4 separate regions of the Homo sapiens genome follow, and regions 1, 3 and 4 are each linked to region 2. The links are chromatin contacts, found by Hi-C or POLR2A ChIA-PET in ENCODE. All regions are on one chromosome and are shown on one strand. Each heading gives the region's core, a stretch centred on a gene start or an enhancer-like site at or near the end of the contact. The rest is flanking DNA. Distances are from core to core; before and after follow the strand shown. Region 1 holds the start of CT75 (cancer/testis associated transcript 75). Region 2 holds the start of WDFY1 (WD repeat and FYVE domain containing 1). Region 3 overlaps ACSL3 (acyl-CoA synthetase long chain family member 3). Region 4 holds the start of SGPP2 (sphingosine-1-phosphate phosphatase 2).

The links. Hi-C counts contacts between places; a loop is a spot of excess contacts on that map. ChIA-PET counts read pairs that join two places held with the same protein, here RNA polymerase II (POLR2A). Pooled maps may share reads with other maps.
Region 1: a map with no recorded cell type shows a loop between it and region 2 (6-fold over the local background). The contact joins the promoter of CT75 here to the promoter of WDFY1 in region 2. A Hi-C loop is called at or near these places in 2 of 37 single-sample maps with no recorded cell type and 1 of 50 pooled maps.
Region 3: a pooled map shows a loop between it and region 2 (4-fold over the local background). The contact joins the enhancer-like site here to the promoter of WDFY1 in region 2. A Hi-C loop is called at or near these places in 2 of 50 pooled maps.
Region 4: a loop to region 2 is called in a pooled map, with 7 times the contacts of the local background. The contact joins the promoter of SGPP2 here to the promoter of WDFY1 in region 2. A Hi-C loop is called at or near these places in 14 of 37 single-sample maps with no recorded cell type and 10 of 50 pooled maps. POLR2A ChIA-PET finds 5 or more read pairs at or near these places in 1 of 52 experiments (activated T-cell).

What each region holds. Positions count from the first base shown.
Region 1 is chr2:222,316,792-222,320,213 of GRCh38, reverse strand. CT75 (cancer/testis associated transcript 75) reads right to left here and starts at 1,743. Exons shown (of 4, transcript NR_136642.1): 1 at 844-1,743. It overlaps RNF228 (ring finger protein 228), which reads left to right and starts at 59. Exons shown (of 1, transcript NM_001395871.1): 1 at 59-3,422. The coding sequence starts at 149. The coding sequence ends at 1,186. RefSeq lists silencers at 1-188, 829-1,158 and enhancers at 1,629-1,678, 1,455-2,050.
Region 2 is chr2:223,943,951-223,947,370 of GRCh38, reverse strand. WDFY1 (WD repeat and FYVE domain containing 1) reads left to right here and starts at 2,036. Exons shown (of 12, transcript NM_020830.5): 1 at 2,036-2,223. The coding sequence starts at 2,087. It overlaps LOC124907989 (a long non-coding RNA gene), which reads right to left. Exons shown (of 2, transcript XR_007088100.1): 1 at 2,964-3,420. RefSeq lists a silencer at 2,285-2,464 and enhancers at 3,035-3,094, 3,105-3,224.
Region 3 is chr2:222,942,225-222,945,647 of GRCh38, reverse strand. It overlaps ACSL3 (acyl-CoA synthetase long chain family member 3), which reads right to left. Exons shown (of 17, transcript NM_004457.5): 17 at 1,009-3,423. Among named protein-coding and RNA genes, the nearest start is that of ACSL3-AS1, 24 kb to the right of the region's middle. RefSeq lists a silencer at 1,477-1,626. Within about 2 kb of position 1,772, at least 2 of the 41 ENCODE cell types and tissues checked have a DNase peak (open chromatin) inside an H3K27ac peak, as active enhancers do.
Region 4 is chr2:222,422,497-222,425,922 of GRCh38, reverse strand. SGPP2 (sphingosine-1-phosphate phosphatase 2) reads right to left here and starts at 1,380. Exons shown (of 5, transcript NM_152386.4): 1 at 1,102-1,380. The coding sequence starts at 1,320. RefSeq lists enhancers at 387-446, 497-646, 1,837-2,136 and silencers at 947-996, 1,007-1,236, 1,327-1,676.

The DNA of each region.
Region 1 (3,422 bases), core at 494-2,993, 1.6 Mb after region 2:
GCCTGGCCCAGCCAGCGGTGCCTCCCCCGCCAGGCGACAGCAGTCAGAGGGGGGAGGCAGAAGCGCCTCCTCCCCGCCCGGAGCCCAGGCGGCGGTGCAGGGGGAGGAAGGCACCTCACCTTGCCCCCGATGAGGGGCGGATCATGCCATGGCAGCGCCGGCGAGCGACAGCGGCGGCAGCCAGCAGAGCCCAAGCAGCAGCCCCGGGAGCCGGGAGGGAGCTGGGGTCGCCGCGAAGGGAGCCCCGGACTGCGGAGACGCAGGAGCCCGGGACGCAGCGGAGACGGTCTCCGGCCTCCCTCCGCTTGAGGACTACGAGTGCAAAATCTGCTACAACTACTTCGACGCGGACCGGCGCGCGCCCAAGCTGCTGGCGTGCTTGCACACCTTCTGCCAGGAGTGCCTGAGCCAGCTGCAGCTCCGCGCCGCCGCCGCCGCCGCCGCTGCCGCCGCGCCTGAGCGCCCGCCGCGCCCGCCGCCCTGGCTCTGCCCGCCCGGCGCCATCGCGTGCCCGGTGTGCCGCCACCGCACGCCGCTGCCCGACAGCCGCGTGCACGGCCTGCCCAACAACACCAAGCTAGCCGAGGCCTTCCCGCTGGCTTTGCGCGCAGCGCACGACCCGCTGCCCCAGGACCGCCTCCCGCCGCTGCCCGCGCGCCTGCCCGCGCCCGCTGCTGCCCCGCCGCCCACCCCGGCCCCGCCACCGCCGCCCTCCCCCGCCCCACCGCAGCCGCCGCCGCCGCCGCCTGCCGAGGACGCGGCCCCCGGGCCTCGAGCCCGCCCCGGCCTGCGCGCCCCGGGCGCCTACGACAGCTGCCAGAACTGCAAGCGCGCGGCGCTCACCGCTGGCTGCGTGTGCGTGGTCTTCTCCTTCCTCTCCATGGTGGTGCTGCTCTTCACCGGCCTCATCTTCGTCAACCACTACGGCGGCGGGGGAACCCCCGGAGGCGGGGCGCCCCCTGGCGAGGCACCGGCCACCGGGTCGCCCTCGCCCTCGCCCGTGGGGCCCATCTGCCTGTCGGTGGCCAGCATCCTGGCACTCTTCTCGGTCGTTGTCACCTGGGTCATCTGCTGGCTCAAGTATCGGCCCGAGGGTGCGGCCGCGGGCTCGACGGGGGGCAGCGGCGGCGGCGGCGGCCCGAGGGCACGGGCTGCGGCGGGCGGCGCGCGGAGGAGCGACACATAGCCGGGCCACGCCGCGGAACCGGCGCCTGCACCTCCAGCCCCGCGTGGCGGGAGAAGAGGGGGCCTCTGGCTCGGTGCGCTCGAGCTTCTGCACCCTCTCCCTGCTGCCCCCGGGCTCTCCTGGACTCACACTCTCTCCCAACTCGGCCACTGAGGAGCCTCGGTTTTCTGTCCCTCGGGCTTCTGTCGCCCCTCGCCCTTCGCGCTGGGCCAGAGAGGGAAACTGAACAGGAAGGGATGTTGGTGGGGGGGGGGGGTCTCTTTTGCCTGGACTGTGCAAAATTGACCTCCGCGTTATGCACCACCCTCGTCCTCGTCAGAATGTGCGGCCATCCCTCCCTAGAGCACAAAGATCTGCAGAGACGAAGCAAGGGGAGGGGGAGCCCCACCGCCCCGCCTGAAAGCTGGTTTTCTGGCCGCCAGGACTTGAGAGTTTCTTTAAAGGTGCAGCTGCGCGCGTGCACACGTGCATCTGTGGCGGCTGTGAATGGACTTGAATTGCCCGGAGGAAGAATGAATGGGATGTAAACGTGAGAGGAAAAGGATTTCCTGCTTCCTAGCGGTCCTGGAAAGGGAGAGATCCTGAGCGCTGAGAGTGACGGACACTCCCCGCCGGCACAGCGCGGGCGTGCCCGGAGCTCAGGCAGCAGCTGGGCGCGATGGGGCAGGTGCACGGCGCGCGTGCGCGATCGGAGCCGACTCGGAGTGGCCGAGGCTGCGGCGCGCCCAGGGCGGTGGGCCCTGTTGCCCATGGCCGGGTGTTGTCTGGAGCAGAGCCTAGAAGTCTCATCTCCTGGAAGCTTGTGGTTGTTTTATTCACGGTGTTACTGCCAGGAAGTCTTCTGTAACTAGACTCAGGGAGCTTAAAGAGCCTGTTCTCCCTTCTCTCAAAAGTGGCTTACGGTTGCCCCCACCTGGAAGATATTGAAAGCTATTCACACAGAATATAAACTAGATTTTCTCCTTCCCCTCGCCTTTTTTTCTTAATTTCATTTAACATATAATTTATTTTTGAATATATAAATCTGGAAATTTTTGTGCATTAAGATTTCCAGAAAATTGTTTGATAAGCAGTGACATTATTCCCATACCTCGAGTCCAAATACATTTCGAAATTAGGAGCAGAAAATAAAAGCCTGTTGGTAATTGATTCAATATTTTATACTGTGAAATAACTAATGACTTTTAATTATCTGATAAAATATAAACTAGTGCCCAAACATGAAATCAACTAACTGAAGGTCTTTCTGCCTTTGGCTACAAAAGATATATATCGTATACACTTATTAGAAAGTATTATATGATTTTGAATTTAGCTGTTTGATATTGTTGGAATTACTGAAATGTTCACATACAGTCACATGAGATGAAAAAGAATATATATCTATCTGATTTTGTAACTACAAAGATGAATTGCCAGTATATGTTGCAAGTGGGTTAGATGCCTTTTTTTTTAAGAAGGAAAACTGTTCCAAATGTATTTTATATGAAAACATTCTTTATTCCATCTTTTGAAATTTGGAATAAGACAAAGTTTTCATGCTTAAAAATCACAGAATCTACTGAAGGTATGCTATTATTCCTCGAGTATTTATGCAAGCTGTCTGCATGATATCCTGACACTATTCTATTAATTGAACTTGAATCGAGCATTTGTATCTATCATAGGAGTGAAGTAATTTATTGGCCATTGATAAGTGGTTTGGCTGCAATGTAGAAACTACAGTATGAAGTGTTTTATGTCTGCATTGTCTTAATAATAAAAACAAGAGGTATTTATAGAAATATCTATTTTCATGACATTAATTTCATGGTAAAATTGCTCCATTATTTGTGTGGCACTTCTCTTCCTTAAATACATGTCCCCTTCTAAATCCAAATTTCACATTTTTAAATGGGGCTGAGAGAGAAATAACTCACACATGGAAATGTGCGTTGCTAAGATGGGCATTTAGTGGGATTATTTCTAGGAATAATGACCCTGGAAGGCCCAGTGAGATCTGTTGTATTCTGAAGAGAGAAGTAACTTACATATTTACTACCACAATGTCCACTAAAACTAAACTCTGTTGTCAGACTTTGTTCTTGCCTTCTATGAAATGTTTTTAGGTTTCTATTACTAAAAGTCACTTTTCAGAACTTAGTTTTAATTTATTTATACCCCCATGTCTTGTGTTTTACTTCTATATCCATTTTTACCTCTTATTCATTCTTTATTTACCTCCATTACTAAGATT
Region 2 (3,420 bases), core at 787-3,286:
AGGGATTTTTGTCTCTCTTGAGCACTGCTGCATTTAGAATGGCACCTGGCTCACAGCAGGCACTTGGGAGATGTTGGTTGATTAAACAAAGTTGTTCAGTAGCGTGTCTAGTCATTACACTGTACAGCCTCACAAAAACCATGTCTTATTAATCTCATCAGCAACAGCATATAGTAAGTGTGCGATATATGTCTGTTGAATATAGGAATAAATAAATTCATGAATGTTTGTTAATAACTTCATCATGAGAAAGTATTAGTACAATGGTGGCTCCTGCCCGTAATCCCAGCATTTTGGGAGGCTGAGGTGGGCAGATGATTTGAGGGCAGAAGTTTGAGACCAGCCTGGTCAACATGGTGAAACCCTGTCTCTAGTAAAAATACAAAATTAGCCAGGCATGGTGGTAGGTGCTTGTAATCCCAGCTACTCGGGAAGCTGAGACAGGTGAATCCCTTTAACCTGGGAGGCGGAGGTTGCCGTAAACCGAGATCGCACCACTGCACTCCAGCCTGGGTGACGGAGTGAGTTCGTCTCAAAAAACTAAAACAAAACAAAACAAAAACAAAAAGAAAGTTCTAGTAAATCACTGTACATAGAAGTACCATCTGATTCACATCCATAATTTAAAGTTTTTATTAGCTACCTTAAAAAAATAAGCAGGTCATATTAATTTTAATAGTATCTAACTCAATATATCCAAAATAGTATCATTTCAACATGTAATCATTGTAACAATTATTGATGAACTATATTACATCTTTTTTGTTTTGTGCTAAGTCTATAAAATCTTGTAGTATTTTGCACTTGTACTACATCTCAGTTTGGACAAGCCACATTTCAAGTGCTCTATAGTCATGTGGATAGTACGGTTCTAATGCAATTCTGCAATTCAGGTGTCAGAATAATATAGTGGGGCAGAAGTTTGGAGTCATTGACTTCCTGAGTCCAAATTTTGGCTCTTGAACTTACTGGTTGTCAATGACCTCTAGCCAAAAACCACCAGGAACAAATGGGGTTGATTGCTTGTTGGAGGGAGAAGACACACCATTGGGAATGGTGAGGTGTCTGGGTAAAGGGATGTTCGGACAGTTTTATTATAGGATTTGTGTTTGTGTTAGGTGACCTGGGAGAGCTTAAGGAAGAGAGGCTCTCCTGTGGACTGGATGTTGTCAGGAAATGCGTATAATTCTAAGGTTGCATATCTTAATAAATCTTATCTAAATGGAGGAAGACTAGATAGCGGTTAACATTATAATTAATAAAGAAATAAGAGTCACTCATATTAGCCAGGATAGGGGGATGTTTGGTAATTTCTGTGGCTTGTACATCGCTCATATTTTGGCCGTGTTTAGATGTGATTATGGAGTGGCCTCGTCTGATGTTTATGTTCCACAGGAAGCAAACACTTCCTAGCAACACCAAAGCTCAGCTGATAGTACCAGGCAGCTCCTGGAGATCAAGGGCTGCTTTTCTCCCTCTCATAGCTGTGCAACCTTAAGGTAGTGATCAAACTTCTCTGGTTGTTTTCTCATCTCTAAAATGGGAATACAAGAGCATCTATTTCATCTCTTAAAATTATCAGTATTAAATGAGATGCAAAGACACTGAGTTAATGCCTGGTATATGGTCACCACTCAGTGCTATCTATTGTAGTTCAAAGATTCTAAGATGCACTATATTTTTTCACATTTTAACATTTCTGAAAGTGTGTGCCTTTCAAACAATGGCTTCTTCAAATGGATGAAATGTAGTATTGTAATTTCTGAAATCTCTGGTTTGGGGGACAATTCCTTGTCCCCTCCAGGTGCTCAATTTATTCCTGGGTGAATGGCTTTACTTTTAAACCTTCCTTACTTTCCCCATTTCTCCGCAGGCGCCCCGTGGCATCCTCTCCCAGCCACAGACTTTCAGCTTGCGCGGCATCCCCAGGCAATACGGGCGGTGCGGCGGCAGCACTCGGGGGCTTACGGCGGCGCGGCGCCCAAGAGGCCCCAGCAGCCGAAGGGAAACCGGCGCGTCCCCCGCCCGCCCAGGCGTCAGCTGATGGGCTGCCTGCCGAGGAGGCCGCAGCAGTCGCCGCGCGAACATGGCGGCCGAAATCCACTCCAGGCCGCAGAGCAGCCGCCCGGTGCTGCTGAGCAAGATCGAGGGGCACCAGGACGCCGTCACGGCCGCGCTGCTCATCCCCAAGGAGGACGGCGTGATCACGGCCAGCGAGGACAGGTAGGGCCCGGGCGCAGCCGGGGCGGCCCGAACTCCGCGACGACGGGGTGTGGGGGCGGTGGGGTCCGCGGCCCCGGTCCTTCCTGCGTGAGGGGGCTCCCCCGGCAGCACGGCCCCACCCCCACTCTGCGCCCCTTAGCTCCGCCGGGTTCCCGGTTCCCTCCCGCCGGTCCTCCAGCCTCGACTTGCACCTTTCCAGCCTGGGACCCCGGTCTCGCCGCGCCCCTCCAGCCCGGATCCCCTGTCCCACCGCGCCCCTCCAGCCCGGGAACTCCGTCTCACCGCGCCGCCCAAGCCCGGGACCCTTGTTCCAACGTGTCTTTCCAGCCCAGGACCCCTGTTCCAGTGCGCCCTACCGCGCCCCTCCCAGCCCACCTCGCCCCTCCTGCTCAGGACCCCTGTTCCAATGCTCCCCAACGCGCCCCTCCAGTCCGGGACCCTTGTCCCACTGCGCCCGTCCATCCCGGGAGCTCCGTCCCACCGCGCCCCTCTAGCCCGGATCTTCTGTCCCACTGCGCCCCTCCAGCCCGGGAACTCTGTCCCACCGCGCCACTCAAGCCCGGGACCCCGGTTCCAGTGCGCCCCAACGCACCTCTCCAGCCCAGGACCTCTGTCTCACCGCGCCCCTCCAGCGCGGGAACTCTGTCTCACCGCGCTGCTCAAGCCGGGGACCCCTGTTCCAGTGCGCACCAACGCGCCCCTCCCAGCCCACCGCGCTCCTCCAACCAGGGAACCCCGACCTGCGGTGTCGCACTAGCCTGGGACCTTCGTCCCGGTCTCTCTCCCTGGCGGGGTTTAGCCTGGTACTCGGAAGGTGTTTCTTGGCCCTCCCGGGTCAGTTCCAAATCGTCTCCTCTGGAAGCGTGGAGGACCGGCGGCTGGTCACTGCGGACCCTGGTGCCCGGGGCTTGCTTCTTTGCGAGGAACTCCAGCCGCCTTCGCTCTCTTCCTCCCCCTGTACTCAGGGATTTCACGCCACGCCAGGCCTCTAGATCAGTTATTTTTGCCACGGCTGCTAGAATCACCTGAACTCTTATTTACTAAATAGGTTTTTGTGAAAGTGACTCATTTTTAAAAATATTTGGATGCATTTATTTTAAAAGGAAATCTTATTTATTAGGAAAACTAACATTACTCACCAGACAGAGTAAACTAATAACTAAAACATGTTAATTGGCATGCACACAGAGTCCTCTC
Region 3 (3,423 bases), core at 523-3,022, 1.0 Mb after region 2:
AAATTCACTCAAAACCAGTTACTGAACACCTCCTCTGGGGGCCATGCATGCACCATGTTAAGGCATCTGGTTTACAGAGGCGATTCTGAAATGGACAGGCCCTTGCAGACTATATGCTTGCATGTGGACCAACTAATTAGGAGGAAATCAGAGGCAGATTTTATCAGATTGAAGATAATGTTATTACATAAATCAGACTATAGATCTGCATATAACCGGTTTCACGTTATGCCATAAAAACCATTCCATGACACTATAGACCAGCCTCATCCTAAAATCATTTGCATATTTGGTGTGGTAGAAATATTGTTACCAATGTTTAAAAGAATAACCTGAGCAAAGTTAATGAGGAGAAATTAGGCACAACTGTCTAAGTTAATGCAAAACACACAAAGATGCCAAATGTTTATGTAAAGAAAGCTTTAACTGGTTTTGTTACAGGATTACACACAGAGACAAAAGTATGCTATGATAAAGTTACATATACCCACAAATATTGACTGGCAGTCAAAGATGGGGTGGGTGAGGGAGGTTAGTTTCTGAAACACAGCATGATACAACTCTTCCTCCCACAATTATTGGATTAAATGTTGGCACAAAGTTTAGATATTTCTGCCACATTGTAGATTCTACCCCATTAATTTTGATGCCAAATTTCAATTTACCACCTCTATTCAAGATTTTATGCTGTATGAATATTTTGGAATTTAAAATGCTGACAGTATATCTTCTGGGCAGTCAGAACCAAAAAGGAGGAATGGAAAGGAGGAATTCGGGAAGGGTTAGGGGAAAGTTAGAATATAAAAAGGCTAGGAAATAGATTATTAACAGAATTTCTAGAATAAAAAGTTTTCCTTTGGTTAGGTTGTTAGGTCAGGATGGAAAATTCCCCAAACTCCTTCTTCAAGTATTTCAGGAATGTCAATGAAAGTTTCACTTTTACAGGAACAGCTTTTCTTAAAAACCAAAACCAAAAAAAAAAAAAAAAAAAGCCAATATATTAAGAGCTTTAATATCAGAAACTTCAACTTTTATAGATCTTTATTCTTCAAACTTTATGTCAAATTACAAATAAATAGTCCATACCATGTAGCTCTTTATGATACACGTCTTCAGGCAGAAAACAGCAACAACCAAGAACACATCGGAAATGAACTCACAGTAAATAACCAATTTTAAGTAGAGAAAGGATATATGACATTTCAGTGTGGTCCAATATGTACACTGTTTAAAAGCGGATCCCCCTGTAAAACATCACAGATGTACATAATTCTTATGGGAAAAAAAGAGCCCACACATCAGAGATTTTTAAAAGTTTTTTCAAAGTTGTATCACAGGGACTGGTTGTTTAAAAATGGCAAAATCTTGAGTATTTTAGCAGCAAACAAGTAAGTTATTCCAGGTTAATCTATTTTTAAACGTTGCTGAAAAAGTTGCAAGCTTTAGAGAACATTATAAATATCAAATCCACTACTGAAAAGCAAAGTAGTATTTAGAAAGTAGATACTACTTTCAGGTTTGTTCTGTGTCAGCAAAAACTTTTTCATGAAGTTTCTGCTAAGAAGGATGTCAGTGGAGGAGCAGTGGGGAAATAAATGGAGGTGGCCACCAGTCTTGGCTCTAAGTTGCTAAACTTACTGGAACATGTAATGCTTACGAATTCTTCATAGAGCTTAGTTTATTCCCAGTAAACAATAGTTCTTAAGAACCATTCTTTTAGATCTGTATCTTATTGTCAGATATTTGTATTAGATTTAGCAATTTGAAATTCCTTAAAATTTTGCTCCCCAAATATCTCCTGGTTAAACCAGTATTTCTTATATGAGTCATAATTGAGTGGTTTTTTCATTGAACAGTTTTTTCCTCTTGAAAGGGTAATTTTAGAGGATATTATTTTTTAAGTCACTAAAGATAGTTTTGCTTACAGACAAATTTGTTTAAAAGGGGACTCTACTTAATTTCACTTTCTACTGTGGCATTTGACACCTGGCATCTGACATTTTAGGACTGAAAGGAATTATAAACTTCATATGAGAAAACAAACGAAACTAAATAGAGTTTAAGCCTGCCTCATTAGATGGTTCCATCAGTGATCAGCTACATAATTCATCTGACACTATTTCAAGTCACAATTATCAGTATCTCTCCTTTGAAGCATTCACACTTTTTTCCTAGATACAATCTCCTTTTTTTAATCATCTGAAAGCAAACAATTATTCTAAAGACAAGGCATCAGAAACAAATTCTCTCCGCCCACTGAGATTTAATTTTTAGATCACAGCATCCTCATATAGAAGTTCCATTCAATATTTTTACTTCTTCTTGGCAGTTATCCCAAACATTAATATTTAATTATGAAAAGAGAAAAGCATTCAAAACATAATACAAATATACAATACAAGAAAAGTTGAAAACAAAAAACACTGTATTGCAATGTCTCCACATACGATGTTTGTGATGCAACCAAACACACACTACACAGTCCTGGCTGCTCCTAACACTCCCCTTACTTTACACAGACCTAGGTTCATCTTTTTTTTTGTTTTTGTTTTTTTTTTTTTTGATTTTTGCCTTTTGATGCCTACAGTAACTGAGAATCAACAAAGTAACTAGTCTGACATGAAAAATGTGGTGCCTATGATTTAAGTCCTGATTTGAGCACATCTTAATTGGTGCACTATTGCTTTTGATAATCCAGATATAACAACAGACAAGCAGTAATAAATGAAGAGACTATGTATCACACAAGCAAGGTTTCTGAATTACAAATAACTTCAACAATGACATCAAAACCTATGAATTAAATCTTAACTCACGCGGTTATAAAGTTAAATTCTCATGTGTCTTAGTGAGAATGCTATCATCAAATACATTCTAAATTCTTTCATTTTTTAGTGTACAAAGGTTATGGGAGAAAGGATAAGGTGCTTTTTAAATAAGCTACCACTGACTCACACACATCCATACACGCATCAGTGCAAACTAGGAAAAACACTAATTTTAAAATGAAATAATGATTATCTAGACTAAAAGGAGACTTTGAGATAGAATAATTTTCCATGACTAATTTGTTTACAAATATAGATAACTCAATGTACATATAGTCAACGAAATATTCAAAGAATAACTTTATATACTCTTGTTCTTTAAATTCTATCCTCTCTTTCAGAATTCTTCCATTTAAGTTTGGGTATTTTCCTAGTTTCAACAGATGAACAGAAGACTTCATTGAACATTTTGACAGTAAGCTACTAGAGACCAATTATCAACTGGTGCTACACATGCTGTGTTATCTCCCTTACTATTAAACTATAACCCTCTCTTGCTATTTTGTTTCATGCATCACCAACCAAACTTCATTTTTTCTAATAAAAAATAAATATATAAAGAAGACACTGACAGGCATATATTCACAAGATCTCA
Region 4 (3,426 bases), core at 131-2,630, 1.5 Mb after region 2:
GAGTAGAACACACAACCACCCTCACCCTCCCAAACAAATTCTGTAATCCAATGCCTATAATATTCCATTCCACACAGAAGCCAGGTTCTTCGTAATTCCTCAGTTACTACATCTAGAAATTTACACGTAAGTAAAGGCCACCTTTCTTTCACCAAAACCTTCTAGGAAGAACAAAATGTGGCTGTGTACAAGGAATTCGAATTATTAATACGTTTATTTCTGTTCTCCTGCGCCACACTTTTGACTTTGCCGAGGGAAAAGGCAGGTGCTGCCAGTGCTCCCGGTAGACATGCGTCCCCAGAAGCCAAGTGCAGCCCGTCTGGTCCCTGCTGCCTAAAGTCCCTGTGCACTGCGACGACGACGCACGCTGGTTCCCCCCAAGCCGCAGTGGGTTGTATAACCACGCTTTGAACACCTAGCGGGAGCGTAGCGAGCTTCCCTCCCAGAAGCATCTGTTAGAAGTCACTGGTGTCGGTCCATAAAAGACCCACCAGGCAGGAGGGACCCCCAGACTCTGGGGGAGGGCAAGCGAGAGTTGCTGTTAAGACATCATCGCCGGGGGTAGTGCAGGGAGGTTGTAAATCTCTCTAGGAGCTGTGTGAGCCCCAAGTTCTGTGCCCAGAGCTGGCGGTGCAGCGCGGTGAGGAGCGCGCTGAGCCCGGCTGCACCCGCATTTGTGCGCATCAGGGAAGGGGGATGGGCGGAAATGCAAGAATACGGGGGTGGGGGGGAGTCTAAGAACGTCTCCCCGGGGAAGTGCCAAGGACATCCCCGCTCCTCCGTTCCATTACGTAACTCTTACATATTTGCTGGCATCTACGTGAATTTAACTACTTTTGAAAGTGGGAAGTCTCTAAATGGACTGCATTGAAAGCGTCTGGGGATATCTCAATAGACCCGGTTGCCCCTGGCAGCGTTGGAGGGTGGCATCCTGGTTACTGGAAGGCCAGGCCTCCCCGTCCGCTCGCAGCGGCGGGAGCCGGGTCACTGCCGGGGACGGCGCCCTCTCGGCCCGGCCGGCCCCGCGTGGCGGAGTCGCAGGGACCCGCACGTCCGCAGCCGCCCCCTCCCCGTACCCGGCGAACACCTGCCCATGGTTACCTCCGGCGCCGCGGCTCTGCGCAGCCCGTTGGCCGGAGCCTCGCCGCCCTTGCCGTTGGCTGCGGGGAGATGCTCGACCCCGGGGACCCGCGCCGCGCGCTCCGTGGGGTCCGCGCCGTTCTCCCGGGGGCCTTCATCCGGAGCGGGGAAGAGCCCGCAGCGGCGCTGGAAGCGGGCGACGAGCTGGGAATCCTGCAGGCTCCGCAGCAGCTCGGCCATGGTGTGCCCGGGGCCGCGCTCCGCCGCCGCTGCCACGCCGGGCCGGTGCCCTCCGCTGGCACCGCCACTCCCGCCTCGCCCCCGCCGATCCCGCACTCCGGGCGGAGGCCGGGCGGGCGGGGCCCCGGGCCCAGCCAACAGGTGCGCCGCCCGGGTCCTAGCGCCCGCCCAGGTGTCTGCCTCCACCTTGCGCAACGCGTCCCCCTTTCTCTCCGTCCCGGAGGGCTTGGGCGGCCCCGGGCGGCCACGGGGGCAGGACCGCCTGTAACTGGACGGAGGAGTGCCGATCTCCGAACTGCGCCTCTCTTCTCCCGGCGCCCCCAACCCCCCACCCCACCTTCTTCCCCCGGCAGACGTAACACTAATGGGAGCGGCCGAGCGCGCGTGCACCTGCGGCCGCTCCCATTAGCCCATCCTTTTGGGCTCAGGCTGATCCCACAGTGACCTTCCTTGCAACTCTGAGCCCAAGGTGAAGTCGGATTTCCTCCCACGCCAGCTCCCCACAGCCAGCCACGTACTCTCACCTTCCTGCAAGACTAGTTCCCAGTAAATACAGCGAGCCCCCCAGGGAGAATTCCCAAGTTCTTTCCAAACTGCGTGATGCAACGTCTCCCTAGAGGTCCGAACACCCTTGAGCTTGCTCAAGTACCCAGGAGGTTCAAAGTGGGCCCTGAGTCATCTTCCGCGTCGCTGCCCCTGCCCTTCTGATTTGGCAACTGGGGAACATTTTCAGGTGGGTGGGAAGGAAAGTCCCTTCTGGGTTTTCCGCATTGAGAACAAAGATGCTTACCGCTTTCTCCTACTTCTTTCTTTCCGCTCTGCCTCTCTTTAAGCAATGACACTGGGAAAACCCCACCAGACCATTTAGGGAGTTTAAACGAGAAGAGAACAAAGTGCTGGAGGACTGGGGACAGGATTAGGTATCTCATTGCACCTGCACCTGCTTTAGAGCACTCAGCAGAAGATAGCAAAGGAAACATCCTGCAGGCCGGCCTTGGTTTTCCCTCCTCCCTCCTACATTTCCCTCCTGGGCTCAGAGATCCCTTGGGAGGCAACAATCAAATTAGGCCCAGGTGATCAGTCTGCAACAAAAGTGCAATTCAACCCCGTCTTTCGTTTGCAGCAGAAACCTGCATGTTTCCTGATTGTCCATGCAAAGCCTACTAAGAATTTGGTTGCACAAATGATTAATGAACACCTGTCAATGCCTTATTTATTCAGTTGTCCTTTTAGGCCTGAATGTCTTTGGGATGTGACTTTCCAGGATGATGTAGTCCCCTTCATGCCCTAGTTTCTACTTTTCTTGCTTCTCAGTCCTGTCTGGAGAGCAAAGTCAAGGGGACTGAGAGAATGCTGAAGCTCTTAAGGGAAACCATTTTCCTCTTACAGAAGACACGCAGAGTTATTGTCATGTCTGGCGGGATCACACACAGAAATGTCCGGCCCAGGAGGTGGAAGCATCTCTCCACAATGCTTCTGGCTGTCATTTACAGGTGTGAGGCAAAACCCTGTGGTTTGGTTTTAGAAGCTGGAGCTGTGATCGTTGGGGACCTGTTCTGCTTATGTGTTAAAGAAATATGTTTTCCTGTGAAGGCACTTGCATCATGTGTCTCCCGAATTTAGTGCTTCGATTTTTCTTTCTACCAGTTAGGAAAAATAGGCAAAGCAAAACATGGCACACGCAGCATTAAGTTAATTGCCAAAGAATTGTATTTGTAGACAGAGCATTTTATCTCCATGGAGGATCAGTTACTGATTCCAGCTTCTAGTGGCTCACCAAGTCACCTGATGTAAGTCACCATATGTCGCAGTTTATCCCTGTAATGAAATGATAATCCTCACTTCTTGTCTTTCTTATAAGGCTCTTGTAAAAATAACCTTGAGACAAGCTCTATAAGGCCTAGTGAGATCATGATAAGAAGGTGTATTGTGCTGGAGTCATTCAATCTAGGAAGGAATCCTCAAGAGAATTTGGCTCTGAACATCTTGAGTAGGACATCTTGAGCCTCCTGGGCAGTGGTAAAGTCCATTTCCCCAGAACCTTTTTTTTCTAAGGCCCAGTCTGATTATTCTGAACATGAATTTCCCAACCAACCTAACAAAAAT